Linked DNA regions of Homo sapiens: region 1 is linked to region 2. A link is a loop called in an ENCODE intact Hi-C map of the cell type or tissue named here. Cell type or tissue: gastrocnemius medialis. All regions are shown on one strand. Each heading gives the region's core, and the rest is flanking DNA. Links, peaks and the distances in the headings are about the cores only. Region 1 holds the start of UCP3 (uncoupling protein 3). Region 2 overlaps C2CD3 (C2 domain containing 3 centriole elongation regulator).

The links. A loop is a pair of places that touch in the nucleus more often than their neighbours do. Peaks named below come from ENCODE experiments on the same cell type or tissue, not always from the same donor. Only the 100,000 strongest peaks of a DNase experiment are listed, where the experiment ranks them.
Region 1: a loop joins it to region 2, with 8 times the contacts of the local background. A loop is called at or near these places in 4 of 110 quality-filtered maps.

What each region holds. Positions count from the first base shown.
Region 1 is chr11:74,003,273-74,014,131 of GRCh38, forward strand. UCP3 (uncoupling protein 3) reads right to left here and starts at 5,813. Exons shown (of 7, transcript NM_003356.4): 1 at 5,706-5,813; 2 at 3,645-3,865; 3 at 2,897-3,107; 4 at 2,458-2,661; 5 at 1,212-1,313; 6 at 555-735. The coding sequence starts at 3,770. C2CD3 (C2 domain containing 3 centriole elongation regulator) reads right to left here. Exons shown (of 33, transcript NM_001286577.2): 33 at 9,446-10,253. The coding sequence ends at 10,113. RefSeq lists enhancers at 743-1,942, 5,422-6,061, 8,634-8,783 and a silencer at 5,108-5,288. In gastrocnemius medialis, for the core only: no CTCF peak of the experiment used is centred there; DNase peaks (open chromatin) are centred at 4,929, 5,869, 7,232 and 8,409; H3K4me3 peaks cover 3,346 bases; H3K27ac peaks cover 8,000 bases.
Region 2 is chr11:74,066,078-74,076,936 of GRCh38, forward strand. C2CD3 (C2 domain containing 3 centriole elongation regulator) reads right to left here. Exons shown (of 33, transcript NM_001286577.2): 24 at 8,176-8,523. Among named protein-coding and RNA genes, the nearest start is that of UCP3, 62 kb to the left of the region's middle. RefSeq lists an enhancer at 6,494-6,563. In gastrocnemius medialis, for the core only: no CTCF peak of the experiment used is centred there; a DNase peak (open chromatin) is centred at 5,244; H3K4me3 peaks cover 2,255 bases; H3K27ac peaks cover 6,133 bases.

The DNA of each region.
Region 1 (10,859 bases), core at 1,913-9,912, 62 kb before region 2:
TACTATAATACAAGGCAGGAGGTGATAAATACCATAAAAATGGTATCAAATGGCATTGCAGAAGTTCCCAGGGAGGAGGAAAAATTTACACCTGAGAGTGTTAGGGAGGAGGTGGCATTTGAACTCGTCTTGAAGGATGGCTAAAATTGACAGCCTGTAGATGATGAGGCATTCCACGCAGAGGGAGCAGTAAGTGCAAGAAAACGTGGAGCGTGTGGAGACAGTGAGGAAGGCACTGGCCATGGTCAGTGTGGTGCTCAATGGCCATGGCAGGAGGTCCAGGAGGTCTCAGGATTGCTAACTTCCTCTGGAGACAGGCAGTACTTTTACCTATTCCTGGAGTGTTTGTTCTCAGTCAGGCTTCCCTAACCCTCCCCATCAGGTATGGTTCACTTTTTTTCTTTTACTTGCATGGTTTTTTAAACTTCTTCTTTGTGGCATTTACATCTGTACTCTTCACCGCTACATCCCAGGTTGACCCACGGTAGCCACATTCGAAAAGAAAGAAGCCCCTGTTCTCTGGGAGGGAGTGCTGGAGGCAGGAGGAGGCTCACCCCTTGTAGAAGGCTGTGGGGCCCTCCTGGGCCACCATCTTTATCATACAGTCGAGGGGGCTGAAGTACTGGCCTGGAGGTGAGTTCATATACCGGGTCTTCACCACGTCCACCGGGGAGGCCACCACTGTGGCACAGAAGCCGGCTCCAAAGGCAGAGACAAAGTGGCAGGGGAAGTTGTCTGCAGAGGAAGGACAAGCAAATATCAAGGAGTGCATTTGTGTTCTGTCCATATGTATGCACTGTTTGTCCCCAACTCAACCGTGAACTCCCTGAGCATAGGACAGTATTTTCCATATCTCTCACAGTGCCCTGGGCTAAGCTCTTGGTAAGTACTGGCAAACTAGGCCTGGGCTGACCCAGAGGTGGGAGGTCATGCAGGCTGTTTGAGGAAACTGAAGTCGGAGAAGGTGAGAGACCCCTGCTTAAAGCTATATAGTGAGAGGTGGTGCTGGGACTGGAACCCAAGTCTCCAGCCTCCCAGCCCAGGGGTCTTTCCTGCTTGTCACCACAATGTACCTGGCACTTTTTACTAGGCACTGCTTCTCTCTCTGCTCCTTCTAAAACCCAGTTGCCTCTGGGTGGTGCCCACTCCACGGAGTTCTGGGTTCCCTCCCTGCTGAGGGAGAGCTGCCTGCCTGGAGCCCAGGGCCTCACCAGTGAGCAGGTGGTAGTCCAGCAGCTTCTCCTTGAGGATGTCGTAGGTCACCACCTCAGCACAGTTGACGATAGCATTCCTCATGATGTTGGGCAAAGTTCCTGTTAGGAAGGCGGTGGGGAGGGATGTGAAATGGGTGGGGAGGGAGGAATGGGAAATGGGAGAAATGGATGCCCTGGCTGCAAGGCCACAGGCCCCAGTTTTGGGGCCATAGTGCCCCATTCCAATGGTCTCAGCCAGAGGATCCCACCCCAGCTGAGCAGATTCCACATTTTCCTTTCTAGGGTTAACAACTCTCAGATTATCCATGTTTTCCTCAGAGACAGAGAACAGAGAGGCCCACTTGTGTTCATTTGGCCACATTTGGAGGGTGATCTGCAATAGCTGTCAAAATTAAAATATGCTTCCTGGAGACCCAGCTGCAGCCAGAAAAGAAAGTCATTCAGCGAGAGGCTGAGCTCTTGGAACAGTGACAGAATGTGGTGCCAGCAGGGCCCTAGGAAACTGTCAGGATCAAACCCCTGGTTTCACAGGTAAGGGGACAAGCTCTGAAGGGTGCCCAACAAGTGAGTGAAGAGCCCCAACTTAAGAGGTGTCCTGCCCTTAAACTTCACTGGGTCAGTTTCTTCTGCAAACGTTCCTGCAACCTCTGGTTCACATGCGGAGAGAGTCCTGCATTCATCGCAGTGGCTGCCATGTGGACACATAGGGAGCCCTCCAGCTTTGCTCCCAAGGAAGCGCTTCCTCGTTGCATCTCCCTGCGCCCACTCCTCACAGCTGTGCTTTTCTGATGCTCCTCTTTTTCCTCCGGACCCTGCTTGAGGGCCCCTCCCCTTCCGTCTCCACACACCTAGAGCCTGTTCAGTCTTCCAGGCCCAGCTTAGGTGTCACCTTCTCTGCAGAGCCCGCCTCTGGAGCTCCACCTCTGGGGCAACCCCTACCACATCCTGCCTGTGGTGTAGCTGCATCTTATCTCCTCTGCTGTCCTCATGCCCTGGGCGTGTGAAGGTGTCTTAAGTTCATTTCTGGCTCCCTCACATCAACCTGCACATGGCAAAGGGCTGGTAAAATGAACTGAGTTTGAGGGGCTGTGGCAGGTCAGTGAAGTATCTTTGGTTGTGATGTTCTTTCAGAATCACTGGAACACGCCATGCTGGGAGTCCCCTCCTTACTGGGGTCCCTGCCCCAGCCTGAGGGGAGGGAAAGCTCTGCCTAAGACCGCCTGCGTCCAGAGTCCAGACCTACCTTTCCACAGGCCCCTGACTCCTTCCTCCCTGGCGATGGTTCTGTAGGCGTCCATAGTCCCGCTGTATTTTCTGTCGCTCCTGGATGGCCCGAGGTGTATGCTGGCCTGAAATCGGACCTTCACCACATCTGTGGGCTGGGCACAGGTCACCGCCATGGCTCCTGTGGTGCAGCCGGCCAAAATCCGGGTAGTGAGGCTGGAGTCTGGGAGGGGCAGAGAGAGTGGGCCAGTGTCCCCTACTAAGCAGCATTCTGGGACATGCTGTTCTCTGCGGGGCTGCCCCTGCAGCTTCCTTGATGTCCACTCAGAGCCTCCTCATAAGCGTCCGGTACCAGCTTCCCCCCGCCCCTGGCTCTGCCTCTGAGTCTAGACTTCCCTGGTCTCTTGACCCACACACTTTCAGCCACCCCTTTGGTGTTCAGGGACCTGGTCACTCACTGTCCGCGCCTTTGGGGGTGTACACCTGCTTGACGGAGTCATAGAGGCCGATGCGGATGGAGGCGAAGCTCATCTGGCGCTGCAGGCCGGCCACCAGCCCATTGTAGGGGCTGCAGGGACCCTCAGTCCGCACCATGGTCAGGATGGTGCCCAGCACGCCACGGTACTGCACGAGCCGGGCCGTCTGGACCGCCTGGTTCTCCCCCTGGATCTGAGGGACAATAGCAGGGGGTGAGGACTCAGATGGGAAGGCAAGAAGGGGCTGCGTGCACAGGAACCCTGCTGGGGCTGGGCCTGCCTGGGCTGGGCCTGAGAACAACCATGCTGGTCACAGTAGAAATCACTGGTGTCTGCGCAGCATTTTACCATTCACAAAGCAGTATTATACACATGGCTTGGTGTTTGATCCTCAGAGTAAATCAGAGGGACAGATTGTTTTTCCCATTTTATAAGTGCTTCGTGGCTTGCCCAAGGTCACACAGTTAATTCCTTACTTTTACCTCACACTGCATGCTTTACAAAGTAGGGCCTAGCCCATAAAGGGCCCTGTCACATCATGCAAAGAATTTAGATTTTTTTGTCCTGGTGGATGGTGATGGGAGGAGGCAAGGAAGGGTCCTAAGCAGTGGAGTGAGAGTCTTTGTCAGGGTTCTGAGGAAGGGCATGTGGGCACACGTCATGGGGGATATGGGAGAGAACTAGCCCCTCCTTCCATGTGATCAATGACCCTTGGCCAAAGGGCACCTACCTGCAGGCGGACCTTGGCTGTGTCCAGTGGAAAGGTAACGAGGTCAGCAAAACAGGCTGCTGTGCCTGCCCCCAGGAACTTCACAGCCATGGTGGGAGGCACGTCTGAAGGCTTCAGTCCAACCATAGTCCTGGAAGGCTCTGCCCAGTCCCTTTAGGGCCGAGAGGAGGTCCAAGGAGAGAGGCTGCTCCACAGCCCTGGGCTTCAGTGCAGCGGTGGGGCTGCAGGAGACAGGCCAGAGAAGGCTGATGGAGTGATGTCTGGCCTGGCTCCCAGGAACTCTTCCTTACCCAGGAGGGGCTTTAGAAAGGGAGAAGCCTGGGTGGTGCCATACTTAAGCTGCATGAATTTGGCCTATAAAAACAGGTCACGTTCCTATCCCTTGAATTTTGCAATCCTCCTCCTGACCCTCTCCCTCCCCTCCTTACCAGGGGTAGGCAGAGCTGATAGTGGTACCTGCACTGTATACATGAGGAAACCGAGGCTCAGGCATCTGTTCTCCCCAATATCAAACTGCCTCCTTTTTTTTTTTGAGACAGGGTCTCACTCTGTTACCTGGGCTGGAGTGCAGTGGTGCAATCCAGGCTCACTGCAGCCTTGACCTCTTGGACTCAAGTGACCCTCCCACCTTCAGCCTCCCGAGTAGCTGGGACTACAGGTGTGCATCACCATACCCAGCTAATTTTTTATTTTTTGTAGAGATGGGGGTCTCTCTATGTTGCCTATTCTGGTCTTGAACTCTTGGCCTCAGCGTGATCACTTGACAAGAGGGGCAGTTCTTAGCCACTCATGGAAAATGGAATGGATGGACACAGACTCAGGTCAAAAGCCCACCTTGGGGCTCTAGAACTTTCAGTAGTCAAGCTGCGGGAGGAGGGAAAGCCACAGTGGTGGGCACAGGTAGGAGGTGCCTTGAGGCCAGCACTCCCCAATCTTCTTCCCAATTCACTCCAGACTCTCCTAGACCCCTAGCAGCCGGCAGCCTTTTGCCACTGGCCAGTGGAGGAAGAAGTCAAAAGTGGAACCCTCATTACTGTAGCTCTGCTGGGGCTCCTGAGGGATGGGATGTTCTAGTCAGCATGGTCCATTAATGTTTGCTGGTTGCTTCTTGCACCAGATACCGTGCTGAGGGCTTTACAGACACTGACTGATTTGATCCCTTCATAAGGCTACAAGTAGTTGCTATTATTATTCTCATTTCGTAAACCAGGGACCTGAGGCTTCCAGGGCTTTTGCTAGTCATACAGCTGAAGTGCTGGAGCTGAGATTGGTGCCCACGTTTGTCTGACATCTGAAGCTGCGCCTGTTTCACTGCCCAGAGAGTCTCAGACTTCAGGGAGAGCCAAGGATCCCTTGAGCTGCTTGTTTACAGAGCAGATTCTCAGCTCTCAGCCCCAGAGATCCTGATTTAGGTCTGGGGTGGGGCCTAGGAATCTGCATTAGGAAAACTCCCTGTGGTAGCTCTGAAGCAGGGGAAGAGGACCCCATTTTGAGACATCCTACCCAACACCAGTTGCCTCCCCAACTCCAACCCACCCTCCCGGCAAAGCCTTCACAGCAGCCCACTGAAGAAGCCGTCTGGGCAGAGACCATGGGCTCTGTAAAGCTCCCAGCAAATGACCTGGACCACGCCTCAGGTCAGAAGTGCCCCTGTCATCCCTACTCAGGAAGAGGGCCCCAGGGTCCTCATGGAAAGAGAGGGATTTATGCTCTGGAGGAATCGCAGAGATTCTGGGGCAGGCAAAGAAGAAAGCCACTTCCTGTCTATGGGGATTTGCAAAATCCCACCAGAGGCAGCCAGCAAGGCAAAGGGGGTGTGAGTCTTGAGTGAGTGACACGGGTGTTGGGTTCAAGCCCCAGCCCTGCCACAGTACCCTCATCAAGGCCACAGCTCCCTTTTCATAAGGTGGCGGCTGGACTGAATCTCTATCAGGTCTGACAAGCTGCAGCTAGTGAGCCCTGACTGCTCGGGGCTGCTCTCTGAAAGCCTCCAATGAAAGGGAGAACAAGGAGAAGGGAGAGGGAGAGGGGAAGGGATGAGGGAGGAGAAAGGGGTCTTACCTGTGAGTCCTGCCACGGCAGGGGCAGCACAGGGGCTCCCTAGGGCTCCATCCCAGGAGGTGGCAGCAGGGATTGGATGGCCCCTCCTTGTCATTCACTGTTGTCTCTGCTGCTTCTGGCTTGGCACTGGTCTTATACACACGGGCTGACCTGAAACCTTATCCTAGAGAAGTTGGTTGACAGCCTGATCACTTGACAAGAGGCTGGCTGGTGAGGGCAGTGAGGTGAGAGGGGAGGTGAGTGAGTTCCAGATCTGGTTCAGTCCTCTTGACTTGGGGTGCTTTAATATAGCTCCTTTAAGCTGTGGACGCTTCCTTGGTGACAAGGGTGTATGGGGGGGTGGACCTGCTGCCACTTTTGAGTCCAAAGGTCAAGGCCTCCCACGATAGGCTGGGCACAGCTCTCCCAGGTCTCTTAATAATAATGTCATTTCTTTGTGCCTACTATGTGCTAAATATTTTACATACATTACTACTATTTTCCACAATCCTATGAGATAGGTACTATTAGGATTCTATTTTTTTTACTTTTTTTTTTTGTAATTTAAAATTTTTTAGTAGAGACGAGGTCTTGCTGTGTTCCCCAGGCTGGTCTTGAACTCCTGGGCTTAAGTGATCCTCCTGCCTCAGTCTGGCAAAGTGCTGGGATTATAGGTGTGAGCCACTGCACCCGACCTAATTTTTTTTTTTTAAATTACAGATTTATTGATATAGAATTCACATACCGTACAATTCATCTGTTTCAAGTGCACAATTCAAATGGTTTTTAGTATATTCTGAGTGGCACAACCATCAACACAATCTATTTTAGAACATTTTCATCACCCTCTCACCCTGGAAAAACTCCATACACATTGGTAGTCACCTCCCTTCCCCCGCTCCCCAGCCTCAGGCAACCACTAATCAATCTACTTTCTGTCTCTATAAATTTGCCTGTTCTGAACACTTCCTAGAAATGGAATCATCCAATATGTGCTTGTTTGTGACTGGCTTCTTTCACTTAGTATAGTAATGCTTTCAAAATTCATCCATGTTGGAGCCTGTATCAGTATTTCGTTTCTTTTTAGTGCTGGGGATCCTAAAATCTTACCACTTATTTTACTGAGGAGGAAATGGAATCTCAGGGAAGTCATGTAGCCAGCACGTGGCGGGGCCTGACTCCAGCCTGTAAACTGTAAGGCATTTTGGGCTTATCTACTGTGACCACCATTCTCTCCAACATGACACTTGGAGGCTTTAGCATGGACACTGCTGGAGCCAAGGGAGCTGGGACCTGGTGGAAGGGTGCCCCACAGAAGCTACTGGAGGCTCCATCTGTGGGCACTCAGAGTAAGGGCTGGGCACAGCTGAATCGGGCCCCAGGTGATGGGGGAAGGGGAGAAGAAGAAGAGAAGGGAGGGGAGGAGTGAGAAGCAGAAGGGAGGGAAGGAAAGGGAGTTAACTGGGTAGGGCAGAGGAGGAGTAGGCAGAAGTCTTTTCTGGACTGGGGCACAGAGCCAGCGTCACAGGGCAGGTGGTCAGAAGCATGGATGTTCAAGTGCAAAGCTTGGGCTGTACCTGTCCTCTTCCTTGGACCAGGCCCTGACCTTAATGTCAGCAGAATAAGCAGCTGCATTAGTGTTAAGAGGGAAGTGGCTGTCAGGGCTGCTGAGATTAGGAAGGCTCAGGAAGTAGGTTCTGAGCTCCATCTGTAATTGCTAGTCTAGAGGTGATGCAGTAAATTGCAGGGAGTCTGTGGGGGAAGAATAGAGTAGAAGCCCAAACCAGGAGGCAGCAGGCTCTGGAGAAACCTAGTGGGAGGGAGGGCCAGGCTCTCTTTAGCTTGGGAGCTTGAGGGCAGGGCCAGGTCTGCCTGCTTTGGCTCCATGTCCTGAGGCCAGCCCATGCTAGAAGTCCGAAGGCTGCCTGCTCTGGGTTGGGATGCAACCAGCCTAGGGATCAGAAACACCTATTCACAGGTCTCTGTGGAGGGAGGGCTCAAAGGGAAGAGAGGCAGCCACTGGCTCGTTCTGGTGGTGGGAACACCTATCTCATGCCTTAATCCATGCCACACGCCTGGTCAAGTCATTTATCTCGGAGTTGGCACTGGGAGATAGATTCAACTTCCGGGGATAAGATATTGATAAATAACACACTGTTTTGAAGTGGAGGTGGGAGGTCTCCACCCTCAGGGTCCTTTTGTGTTATCAGAGGCTGCTCTCAGCCTGGGGTAGGAGTGTGTCCTCCTGACCCCGATCAGGTTGTCTGCGGGAGCTGGAGTGGGATTTGGAGGAATATTCTTTACCTGGGGCTTTCCCCCTCAGGCCTGGGCCCTGACTGCCCCTCTTTAGGTCCCCTGGGCCCCAAGGGAAGTGGGGCCCTGGGCCTTGAATGCTCTGTGCTGGTGACTTGAGAGGGAGGCTGGCCTCTGTGGTGCTGGGGAGGGGTGGGCTGGCAGGCGTCGGAGCAGAGATAAATAGAAGCGGGAGGGCTTGTCACCAAGAAGGCAGCACCCACTCCTTCCTTGAGGTTCCCGCATCATTTTGCACCCTCTGAGGCCCAGGAGTGCTCTGCCTGCCCCAGTGGCTGCATGCTTGCCTCTCTACTGGTTTGCTCCCGAAAGTCAGGAGAGTGGGTGGGGCTGACATTTCCTAAGCTTCCACCATGTGCCAAAAGTAGGCGAAGCACTTTCACAAATGTCATCTCATTTGATCTTCCTCACAACCCCATGAAGCTGGGGTGATTATCTCTGTTTTACAGACGAGGCCACAGAGGCTCAGACGCAGTGAGACTGGTCTCTATCTCCAGCTGCACACTGCTCACAGGCTTTCCTGGCTCTCTCTCTATAGCTGTCCACAGCCTGGGCCAATTCTCTGTGCTCACCCCAAGACCTGTCTCTTCTAGGAAGCCTTCCCTGACTGCCCCAGCCCACATGGTCTTTCTCCATGAAGTCCCTAAATTCAGAGCACTTATTGGCTGTACCTTGTTTTGATTACTGAAAGCAGTAGCCTTGCAATACCTCTGGGATTTCTTGTGTGGTTAATCACTTCCTAACTACACAAACAGAGGCAAAACACTGAACTTACAGAAACTCTAGATATCATAATATCTAGAGTTAGAGAGCTGTTTTGAGGACTGAGTGAAGTGACATGTACTTGGGGGTGAAAGCCTGTTGCCCAGCCACACTGCTCACTCTGCACATTTGGCTCCCGCGACCCCATTTTTTTTTTTTTTTTTTGTGATACGGAGTCTTGCTCTGTTGTCCAGGCTGGAGTGCAGTGGCGTGGTCTCGGTTCACTGCAACCTCCACCTCTTGGGTTCAAGTGATTCTCCTGCCTCAGCCTCCTGAGTAGCTAGGACTACAGGCGTGCACCACGCCCAGCTAATTTTTGTATTTTTTTTTTTTTTAGTAGAGACGGGGTTTTGCCAGGTTGGCCAGGGTAGTCTCAAACTCCTGACCTCAGGTGATCTGCCTGCCTCGGCTTCCCAAAGTGTTTGGATTACAGGTGTGAGCCACTGCACCCATCCATGGCCCTTTTCTTGTCCTCCCCACGGGGCTTTGTCTGATGGATTTCAAGCATCAGCAAAGGAAATACTGGGTGTCACTGTCATCTGGACCAACCTGATTCTGGAGGAGCCAGAAGTCTCATGGTGATTGATCTTCGTCTGCGTGGGGTGTATGGTTGTTAATCTTTCTCTCTGGCAGTTAGGGCACACACGAATTCCTAGCATCCCCACTCCAGCGAAACACTTGTGCACAGATTACAAACACCAATATGATTTTATTCAAACACAGGCAAGAACAATGACCTTCAGAGCTGGGTAAAAATAATAAGTTAAAAGCATGGTTAGAATTTTAGACAATCAGATAAAAAGTTTGAAGGAAGTGATTTCCCCTTCCTCTCCTAATTGATTAATTCAACACAGCATAAAAATAATTTGTATCTATAAAATATCCTTGTTCCCACACAAATGAACTGGAGGTGGCCCTAGGATTTCCTTGACTATGCACAATGCACACAATCTACATGTCCCTCCTCCCCAACTTTTAAGGCAAAAATGGTCCTGCATCTTCAGGCAGAGGGTGGGCTCATGCCAGCAGTCAGCTGTGTCAAGGACACTGGGGGGCGTTTCTCCACCGAAAGATGCCTGCTTGGGTCCCACTTGGGCGCGGATTCCATTTTATTTCTAGCCTTTGCCTCACCACAGAAAAAAGGAGCTGAAATTCTGGCAAGTGGACACTGGACTGGTTTGGGGCACTCCTCCAGTCTGGGCTGACCGGGTCTCTTGAGGCATCCGTGGCCTAGGCAAGTGGTGGTTTCAGGACTGTGACAGCCCTGAAGGAGCCAGACCTGGTGCCTCCTGCAAGCTGGACAAAGCTGACGGAGGGTGGGCAGGTGTCTCCTTCCCCCCAGCCCCTCAGGCTGCGTCAGTCTTTCTGGGAGTACTGAGAAGAAAATATCCGTGCAATCCTGAGAGTTTCTTCCTCAGGCAGGTTGAGGGGGAGCGAGTTAGGTCTGGGGCGACAAGGCCTTTGGGAGAGAGCTCCCCTGGTGGCTTCGCTCTTGTCCTGGAGAGGAAGAAGTCAGCTAGGTTACCACTGAGGATATGGCACCACCAATGGATGACGCTGGTTTCTCTCATCTTTTGGTCCTTTGGTTAATATTTATGTAGAGCTGCCTGGTTTACAAAGCGCTTTACGTACCTTATCTTGCTTGACCCTTACCTCAACCCCATATGGGGGGTATATCATTCTCCCCATGTCGTGGATAAGGAAACTACATTCAGGTGGAATAAACTCAAGGTCCCACAGCTCTGAGTAGCAGAGCTGGGACGTGAACCCCAGCCCTGACTCTTTCTGTGCCTCTGGAGAAGGAGGCAGCGTCACCTCCAGGATAGGTTTGAATCCTCATCCCTTCTCCTGTTGCATGGCTTTAGACAAGTCATTTGTCCTCTGGGTTTAGTCCCATGTGTGATGCTGGGAACATATCCAACTCTCAGGGAGATGGCGGTGAATAATACACTCTCTGTTTGGCCCTTTGGAGCTCCTGGAGTTGCCAGGTGACATAAAGCACCTACCTACTGCTTGGCTACCAAACTTTGATCTCTCTGACTCTGGCTGACAGGGCATCACTAATTCCGCCTTTAAGGTACTTAAACCTGTGGGCTATGGTAT
Region 2 (10,859 bases), core at 1,127-9,126:
AAAATGTGGCACAGATACACCATGGAATACTATGAAGCCATAAGAAAGGATGAGTTCGTGTCCTTTGTAGGTACATGGATGAAGCTAGAAACCATCATTCTGAGCAAACTATCTCAAGGACAGAAAACCAAACACCACATGTTCTCACTCATAGGTGGGACTTGAACAATGAGAACACTTGGACACAGGAGGGGGGAGGGATAGTGTTAGGAGATATACCTAATGTAAATGACGAGTTAATGGGTGCAGCACACCAACATGGCACATGTATACATATGTAACAAATCTGCACACATATGTAACAAACCTGCACGTTGTGCACATGTACCCTAGAACTTAAAGTATAAAAAAAAAGTCAAAAAGAAAGAAAGAAAGAAAAAAAAACATTTAACAAGTAGTCTTTAAAAGACAGGTTCTAGTTCCATCTACTCTGACAAGCCTCTCTAGGTGCAATCACTGAACTTTATAACCCCAGTTAGAGCTTCCAACTTAAAATTTCTTTCAGGGAAAGAAAAGTAGCTACAGCTTTGCTTTGATATGTTTTCCTCAACGTAAAGAATTTCCATTAGACCAATTCTTTTTTTTTTTGAACAGAAAGAAAACTGTTTTATTACACAATTAAACTTGAATGTGACATGCATCATAGTCAATCTGCTTAAGAGACTGCAGAGACAGAAAGATGGTCACCAAAATTAGTCCACAAGTAGAAGAATTTACAGCACCATGTCATAGACCAAATTCTTTTCAAACTTTCCCACCAAAGTAACAATGATTCAGAGAAGAGTAAACATTAAACTCAGAGAAGAGTAAACATTAAACTCTGAAGTGTAGGGGTCCCTGTTGCCTTAAAACAACTACAATAAGCATAACATCTACTAGTAGGCTTGTCTTTCATTTTAGAAATTCATGAAGGTTTTATATTATATTCCATAATACAACCATATTTGTATCTGAAATGTATAAATGAAAAACAGCATTTCTGTTCCCAAATATTGGTTAAAAAATTGACATGCTATTATTTAATCTTGTGACTTCTAGCACCCAGGGCACAAAACCAGACCAGATGACATTACTTTTTCAGTCATTTGTACTGGAAATAATAAAGAAAGAAACTGGGTGATGGGAAGAGAAAAGAGAATGGAGATTTTGTGAGGAAGCTTGGGAAGGAGAACTGAAGAGAAATGCTAGCCTTGGAAGGAAGATCTAGTGGCGTCCACAAAGCAGGAGAGAACTGAGGCATGTACAAGTTGCCAACAAAGCAGGACCTGGAAAAAGGCTGAACCTGGAAAAAGGCAGAGGAGCCTTAGAACCGGGAAAGCATTAAAGATATAGAGAACTATATGAGGAGCAAAACAACAAAACAAAATAATCACTGGCTACAACTTGGCCAAACCAGTTTACAAGCATATTAAAGAAAAAAATTTTTTAAGGCTAGTCAAGGGAAGCAGTAGGAGTTACAGCATATTTTTGAAAGAACAGGGAAAGGTAATTCTAATTTAATGGTAGTAGGCAAAAAATCAGTTAATGGAAATCAATAAAATAGTATTCATATTACTAATGTAAATGTATAAAATATCACTAATAGTACCCAGTGAGCTATCTTCTTAAAAGTTTTATTTTAGTGAAACTGAACAGTATTTATGCGGATTGACTTGCTGAGCATCCACCCCCACCTACTTTTATTGCATTGTACTCCTTTATTGTACAGATTGGAAGCATTAAAAGCTACATTTCTCGGACTCTTTTGCAGCTAGGGTATGGATGCAAATTGGCCTCTACCAATCAGATGCCCTCACAAAAGATCTGGAAGGCAGGCGGGAAGCAGAGGACATCTTTCTTTTCCTTCTGCTTTTGCTAATAACAAGGATGATGATGTAGAGACATTGTGTTTTTTGATCTAGCATTTGGTCCCTGGGTGCAGAGAGGCCCTGTGGCAATGGCTATGACGAGAGCTTCTGATTCTTAGATTTCAGTTTTGGCACTGTATTCTGAACTTAAAAGATTTAGTGGTTCCCTCCTAGAAGTTTAGCCTAGAGCTCACTCCTCTAGCCCTTCTAATGACTTAAAGTACCTTAATATTCTATATTAAACTCCTCTCTGCTTAAAATGGCTGGAGTGGGTTCCATTTCCTCTGCCTGATATAGCTTTCATCTCTCATTCTTTCTCCCATTTTCCTTTTTCGGTCTTAAGCTTCAACTAATTTCTTCCAATAAAATGTCATAAATCCTCACAATTAGGAAGAGATAACCTGGCTCTACCACAGCAGCTCTCACATATTGTATAATAATCTGTGTTTCCCTCACTAGACTGAGAGCTCTTTGAATGCACAGAGTATTCCCAAGGCCCTTATTAAATGTTTGCTGACTTCCCACTGCCCTTTGTCTACAGATAGTTGCCCAGGGTTAGAGAGAGGAGTTGCCTTGTCTGCTTGCAGTACATACCCACAGAAGATAGCAACATCTTCTCAAGAAAGCTCTGAGGAAGATCAGCAGAGAGGACCAATCACTGTTCCCAGAGGCAGGACACCTAGGTTCCAATGTAGTCTGCCATTGCTTTAGTGTGACATATTGGATACACCACTTCATTCTGGCTAACTGGGCCTCGGTTTTCTCATCAGAAATAAGTGCTCTCAAACCACCTTCCACAGTAAAATTCTAATTCTAGATATATATCAACCTTGCTCACATCTCTCATGGCACTACCCCCATCCCTCTGGTTTATTTATTTATTTATTTATTTTTTGAGACGGAGTCTCACTCACTCTGTCGCCCAGGCTGGAGTGCAGAGGCACGATCTCGGCTCACTGCAACCTCCACCTCCTGGGTTCAAGTGATTCTCCTGCCTCAGCCTCCTGAGTAGCTGGAATTGCAGGCTTGCGCTCAGCTAATTTTTGTATTTTTAGTAGAGAAAGGGTTTCACCATGTTGGCCAGGCTGGTTTTGAACTCCTGACCTCAAGTGATCTGTCTGCCTCAGCCTCCCAAAGTGCTGGGATTACAGGCATAAGCCACTGCGTCCGGCCATCCTCCAGTTTATTTTTAAAGCTGCTATTTGCTAAAGGCCTTGAAACAAAACTATTTTGACTTTGGAAGAAGATAGTTCCTTATTTAGTCTTGAACAGACACATTCCTTTTAGCCAAACAGGTGGGTGAAAAAGAAATCAGCTTGGGAGAGCAGGTCTATCAGGTTTCTCTGGCTCTCCTCTTGTAGGTGGAAATTCATCTGGGCCTGTTTACATTCTGAAAAAGGTCAAGTTCTGAAATACTTTTGGAAGCAGCCCAAAAGAAGGCTGCTATACCCCCCACAGGGTTGGGACACACATTAAGAAGACCTGAGGTGAACCAGTTATGCCATTTAAGAATTTTATGCATCAAGAAAGGTGTAATTGTTTCAGTGAGATTAAAATAACAACTTCTCATATTTAGATAATGCGTTACAGCTTGCACACTGTTTTCTTACACACTAAAGTTGTGCTGATAACGTCTCTGAAAATCGCATAAGATAGGCATCTCTATCCCTATTATAAAAATAAGGCAACCAAGGAACAGAGAAGTGGCTTGCTCATCACATACCTGGTTAACTAGCATTGAGAAGAACCACGGTTTCCTGACTCGTACTTTAGATTTTTTTCCATTGCAATCATTCTAATTATCTCCATCTGGTTAAGAGAAGTGCTCTCCCTTTGGCCTGGAGTGAATGGATGGAAACTTCCCCCTTAAGCAATGTCCAATTTTTTATGTTAATAAAAACTTAGCCCAGCAGGTGTATTAAGCTAACATTAGCTGACACCTCCTCTGTGTCACACCTGTACAAGGTGAGTCAGATTTGATTCTTGATCTGCGGGAGACAAACACAGACAGATAATTACAACCCAATAAGATAAAGACTATGCTAAAAGCACATGGGAACCCAGAGGTGTCCTGAACTCTGCCTTGATGGGCTAAAGAATGCCTCTAAAAGTTGATAATATTGAAGCTGATTTTACTTTTTACTGAGTATAACTTATGCTACTTCAAATCATTTTACCTCTCTGTTCCTTATTTGTCTCATTTGTAAAACAGGGCTAGAAATACCTGTTTTGTCTAATATAAGTATACAAACCTTAAGAGTATTGAAGCTGATCTTAACCGAAGGTTCCTCAGAGCTTTTTCTAACATAAGTATCCAAGAAGTTCTTTTATTTTCAGAACCAGGACTACAGTGGTGACCACAGACCATTTCAGAGCTGCTTCAGAACTCAGCTTTGCTGAAGGCAAAGCTCCTAATTTGGGGCTGTTTGTGAATCCTCTGCATAAAGGTTTGCATGAAGGAACCACTCATTTCCTTCCTTAAGAAAGAGCTTCCAAGGCATAAAAAGGACAGACACTCTGAGAACACTATTAAGGCAAGAGGAAAGTCAGAAGTACAGAGTGTAGAATCATGGTCTCCTACCAGAAAGTTTCTGTCGCCTGTTCTCCATTCTTGCTGCCACCTTGCTTGTTTAGGCTTCAGAACTTGAACTAATGTGACGGCCCTCTCAGTGATTGCTGCTTTCGGTATTCTCCAGTATCTTTTTCATACTGCCACCAAGATTTCATGTCTGGTCAACAAATATGACCTTGCCTCTCCACAGATTAAGATTTTGTTGGTTTCATCTCACCTGCAGTGTCAGTCATGTAGCATACAAAATGCTGCCTATGTAGCCTAATTAGTCTTTCCAGCCCCATTTCTCACTACTTTTTACTCACATTTAATGACCTTTTTTTGGCCAATGTCCCATTCTCTCATACTACCAAGCTTTTGAGCATGCTGTTTCTTCTCATTAGAATGCCTTTTTCCTCTTTCATTCAGCAAACTTGCTCCTCCTCCTTCAAGAGTAGGCTAAAGTGACACCAATACTTGGAAGCCTGCCCTGACCACCCCATTAGCAAAAAAATGCCCTCTGTGTTCTCAAAGTTTTCCTATACTACCACATCCACCTCCCCACAGCTTTCCTCTTTCATATCGTTTATTCCTCTGTACTAAAAATGTTAACATGTCTCTCCATTAGGCTGTTCCTTGGGGACAGGGACTGTGTGTTGTTTGTTTATCCCAGCACTGTGATCTTCATGATGCAGCAAAGCAAACATAATGTCCTCCTGTTTTATGAATATGAGACATAACGCCTCTCACATTTCTGGCAAGAGTTGCAGACCTGTAAATCACTTGTTATTTAGCCTCTTTCTGTTTAGCCAGGTCAAGGCAAGCATAGGGTAGACATCTGACTTTCCAGACGTCACTGTTGTATCCTGATTTCCACCCTGCAGTGATAAGCCCATGCAGTCCTTCCTCCCACAGACATTTATGTGTCAGTCAGGCACTGTGCTGAGCATAGAGTGTAGACCTATAGTATAGAGATCTGCCCATTGTCTCTTTGAGTATAGACCTGCCCATCTGGTTCTGCAGAGCGCATTAACTATGTAACTTCAGGTCATTTTACCTTTTTGAACTTCGGTCTCCTCATTTGTGAAATGATTATGTATTGTAATCTCTTCAAACTATAATCCTGCTCGTGGCAAGGATTAAAGGGGATACAGGGAATAACCCTGATCTGAAATGCTTGGGGCAAGAGGTATTTCAGATTTTGTAATATCTGCATTATACTTATTCAGTATGCCAAATCTGAAAATCTGAAACCTGATATATTCCTATGAGCATTTCCTTTGAGCACCAAGTTGGTGCTTTTGGATTTGGGATACCTAACCCATAATTAATGTACAAAGACTAGAATAGAACTCAGCACACAGCAGATGATGCTCAATAAATTATTATAAAATTTTGCCAAGTGATATTATAAAACTGTAATTCACTGTCTCATTGAAAATTTGTAAGTATATTTTGCTTTTTTTTAACAATATGGGAATTCTCCTAAAATGTAACATATACCATATCTTTTGTATATTAAATTTTATTTTCAATGCAACTACAAAAAAAAACTTTCCAAAAATAAAAGAAGCTTTTTAATACTTTCCTTAAACTCATTCATCTATTGATTTTTTTGGTCTTTAAAAAAAATTTGTCAAAAATGGCTGCTTTGGTGGGGCAGAAAATTTTTTTTTCTTTAAAAACAAGTAAAAATTGTTCAATTTTGTGATTCACACTGCACTTGAAGAAGACTTTGTCCTGATATAGAATGTTTCAAGGTTTCTGATACACAATGGCTGAAATGGATGAGAACATCAAGGATCATTATGGAAGCTTATAATCCCAGGAGTAATGGCTGTTGGTAGTATAAACGGGGAGGAGTAGGAATGAGAGATAAATAATAGTTACTATGAGCACAGGTTTTGTTTCTGTTCTAAAGTAGTAAGGACACATGACACAGTTTGAGAGACACCAAAACAGAGATGACAGGAGCCAAACAGAGAGGTCAAATCTGAATCAAATGATGTATATTGAAACTTTCTGGATTCATAAGGCCATGGTTGACTGGCTCTCATAGACACCACACATCTGAACATTGTTAATCACAGCCATTTACAGATGAGAAATTCAAGACAGAGAGAAAGAATACCTTGCTCAAAGTCACACATATGTACACATACAATTTATTGGCTAGGGACACAGGGATAAATATATTCCTACTAGAATGTAATCTCCACAGGGCACAATTTTTGTCTGTCCTTTTTTTTTACTGTTTTATCCCTGGCACCAAGGACAGGGCTTAGCATGTAGCAAATACAGTAAGTTTTGTTGTAAAATAAATGAATGCATGATGAATGAACAAATGAGATGAGGTCTTTGCTTTTGAACAGTTCATATCTAGTTGAAAAGAAAACCATGGAAACAACTGCAGTACTGTGTGACATATGATATGATACAGGGGCAAAGTGCCAGGGGAGCAAATAGAAGGGGGCCTTTATATTGGGAAAGCCCTCCAGGAAATGGTGATGCCTGAGCTGGGTCTGAAGAGAGGAGCTGGAAGTAGCCAGGCAAAAGAGAAGGGTGACGGCAAAGGGGAAATTTTAGGAGATTACAATGCTGAATAAAGGTAGGGCAGGAATTCTTTGTGCCATGGACTCTGGCAATCTGGCAAGGTCTATGGGCCTCTTCTTTTAACAGTGTTTCTTTAAAATGCATAATGTAAAACACATAGGATTACAGAGAAATCCAATTATATTTACATAGAGTTATCAAAACTAAAAGAACTTTGTGATATAGTAATATATGTGCTTTAGTAACAAGGTCTAACTATAGGTAATAACTACTGTAGGTCTGGCACAGTGGCTCACGTCTGTACTCCCAGCACTTTGAGAGGCTGAGGTGGGTGGATCACTTGCGGTCAGGAGTTCGAGATCAGCCTGTCCAACATGGTGAAAACACATCTCTACTAAAAATACAAAAATTAGCCAGGAGTGGTGGCACAAGCCTGTAATCCCAGCTACTCAGGAGGCTGAGGCAGGAGAATTGCTTGAAGCTGGGAGGTGGAGGTTGCAGTGAGCCGAAATCGTGCCACTGCACTGCAGCCTGGGCGACAGAGCAAGACTTTGTTTCAAAAAAAAAAAAAAAAAAATCAAAACAAACAAAAAAACCCCCCTAACTATTGTAATTTCAAAGAAATCATAGTTATAAGTGATATTCTAAGATATCTGCAATAATGATGTGATATGGAAATACCTGTGATTTCTATTGTTGACAATATCACAGGTACTATTACTAGGATCTACTGCCTATATTCATAATGAGAGGAAATATGTTAAATTTTAGCTAGAGGTTGCTAAAAATAAAGATGTAATTATTTTCCTATCCAAGGCCACTAACCCGGAGTTTGAACTTTTCACGGATCCCTTGGATGTTTAAGGACCCAATGTTAAAAACACCTGGCCCTAGGTGCATTAGGAAGGCCTGAGTTGGCAGGAATGCAGAAGGAAGAAATCTGAGAAATTTAATAAAGAACAAGTTAGGGATCCGATGATTTGACAGTGGATAAGGAAAAGAGAAGTATCTATCTAGGTTGAGACTCAGGTGGCTGGACTGGGGAATTTACGATATGCAACAAGTTCAGAAAAGCTTTCATGTTGCTTAAACCTTTAGGCTTGAGAAATAAATATTTATCAGTTGAGATAATTAACAGATCCTGCCATGATTTGAAAGATTTGTGAAGAAAGGAGCACACCCTGAAGAGTTAGACATGCTCCTGGGTAGGTGAGGAGAGCATACCTTTCAAGCTCAAGTGCATTGCTCTTTCTACTAGGATGCTGACTGCAAACGTTCCATCCAAATCAGCAGGGCCCTCCTGCGTCAGGCGGACTTCAGCTGTGGTGCTGCTGCAGGGGACCTGGGTGGAGGCAGGAGACTTCTGGTGGCAGGAGATGACTTCTGGTGGAGAGAGCTGGACCTCATCATTCCTTCTGGGGAGCTGCTCAGACTCACTGTGGCTGCTGCAGTCCATGGAGTCCAGCTCATGAGTGGGCTCAAGGTGTGAGGAAAGAGAGGAAAGAACCACATGAACTCGCAAGGCAGCTCCTGAGAGGTTGGAAGCATTTCGTCCAAACAGAGGATACACACCTAAAAGAAGATGGAGAAGAATAAGGCTAGTCAAGCAGGAACCAAGACCAAGCTTGGAGGAAATACTCACTGAGGGTGCTGTGGTCCTTTCTCCTTTGAAAGGTCTACAAACCCCAATACAGCAATTTGCAAAAGAAACTATGAAGCTGGTAGAAAACATGAAAACTTTTACCCTGCCCTAACTATCTTCAATAATGAAAAGTAGGCTGAGTGTGGTGGCTCACACCTGTAATCCCAGCACGTTGGGAGACTGAAGTGGGCAAATTGCTTGAGTCCAGGAGTTCAAGAGTTTGGGCAACATGGTAAAACCCTATCTCTACAAAAAACACAAAAATTAGCTGAGCATGGTGGTGTGTGTCTGCAGTCCCAGCTACTCAGGAGGCTAAGGTGGGAGGATCACCTGAGCCCAGGAGGTTGAGGATGCAGTGAGCCATGACTGCGCCACTGCACTCCAGCCTGGGTGACAGAGCAAGACTCTGTCTCAAAAAACAAAACAAAATAAAACAAACAAACAAAAGTAATGAAAATAGTAAGATCTCTGATTTAAAGCCAAAGCCAAATGACTACCAGGCAGAGCTGTTGTGGAAGGGATTCATGCGCTGAGAGGCAACAAGACTTAGAGAAGTCTAAGATTTGATGAAATCAAGAGTGGTCTATTTTCTCTTCCTCGTGTCTCATGGGCTCCTGTTTTTCGACCTTCTCCCTATCAGGAGGCTGTCTTGACACTCAATTTAGCTATGTTTCACTAGGGTTCGGGCGATATTTTGGGGGGGGGTGGGGGGAAGTAGGAGGTTAGCAGGAGACCAGAAATAAATACAACGGAGTTAATATTTGTTGAGTGTTTTTCATAAGCCAGAATCTCAGAGGAGTTAAATAAACTGCCAACATCACTCTGGCAGTAAGTGGCAGATTTAAGCCCAGAGACTTGAATTTTACTAACTTGCTGAATATTAAAATGAGATTTATAAAACAGAAGGAACTAATAGTTCCTTCTGAATCTCAAAGTTTGCTTCATTAGATTCACTTCAATTCAGGAAAATGGAGTTAACTGATTCATAGATGGCAATAATATGAAACCTTTCCTGTTTTAGATAACCAGTTTTCTTCTCAAAGCAATGTGTAAATTATTATGATTATCAAAGGAAAATAAGGGCAGGTCATTACAGGTGGGAAGACACCCAAAAGCAACACAGTTAAATCCTTATCCTCAGGAAAATGAATAAAACATGGAAGTAAGGTTGGATGGATGGCTTGACGCATTCAACAAACACATCAAATGACATGCCTTGTATAAGACCCTTGCACAAGAGGATAAAAAGCTCAGACAAGAGGGATATGGAGAAGTATGAGAGAAACGGATGATCTGAAAAGCTAAATACTACCTTTGGTAGCACTCAATAAAAAGAAGTATTTGTGCTTGAGTTCCTATACTTAGATCTATATTCAGTGTCCTAAACCTACTTTCTTCAGCAGAATGAAGCTAAAAGCCTGTCTTTATAAACTTTAGTTTAAGTGAACTTGGTTCACTTCAAGGACATTTTCTGTAGTCCCTTTGAAGGGACTCTAGGCCTGCCCAGATAAAACAGAGCACATGGCATTTGATGTGCTCAAGAGAGCCAGATTTACACCTGTTAGGTCCAGAAAGAACCAGAGAATTTGGGATGATCACCTAGATACACTCAGTTCTCCTCTAGCCTGGCCCACCCACTCAACAACAGGGTCAGAGCACAGGGCTGATAGGGCTAACAAAGGGTCATGACTCAGTTTCTTCGACTGTAGAGTGGGGGAAATAACAACTAACTGGACAGCAATGTTAAGCTGAATAAAGATCATATTTGTAAAGAATCTAGTCTGGCTATCTCTAATTCATCTTAACTACAGTCACTAGCTTTATTTTTCTAAATGCAAAGCTATACACTCCTCTTGTATTCAGGAACCATTGTGCTAGTTTTCCATAATTCTCAGGAAAAAAGTCCAAACTTCAGCTGAGAAGAGAAGGCTTTCAACACAGTACTCCTGCCTACCTCCCTAGCTTCATCTCTAATCACTTCCCAATCTATGTATCCTAACATGCAGCTGTCTGAAATTACTACAGTCCCCAAAATCTATCAAACTGCCTCATTCTCCTGTACTTTGACCCATGCTGTTCCCTTCTTTAGAATATCTCTCTTTCCCCCTTTCCTTGACTTATACCTACATCCTTTGAAACTCAGGTCAAGTATCACTTTCACTGAGATGCTATCCTTAGAGGTGTCATGTCCCTGTGTTCCCATAGCACCAAGAATACCTTTTTCATAGTTCTGATGCTTCATTGTAATTATTTACTTACTACTGTA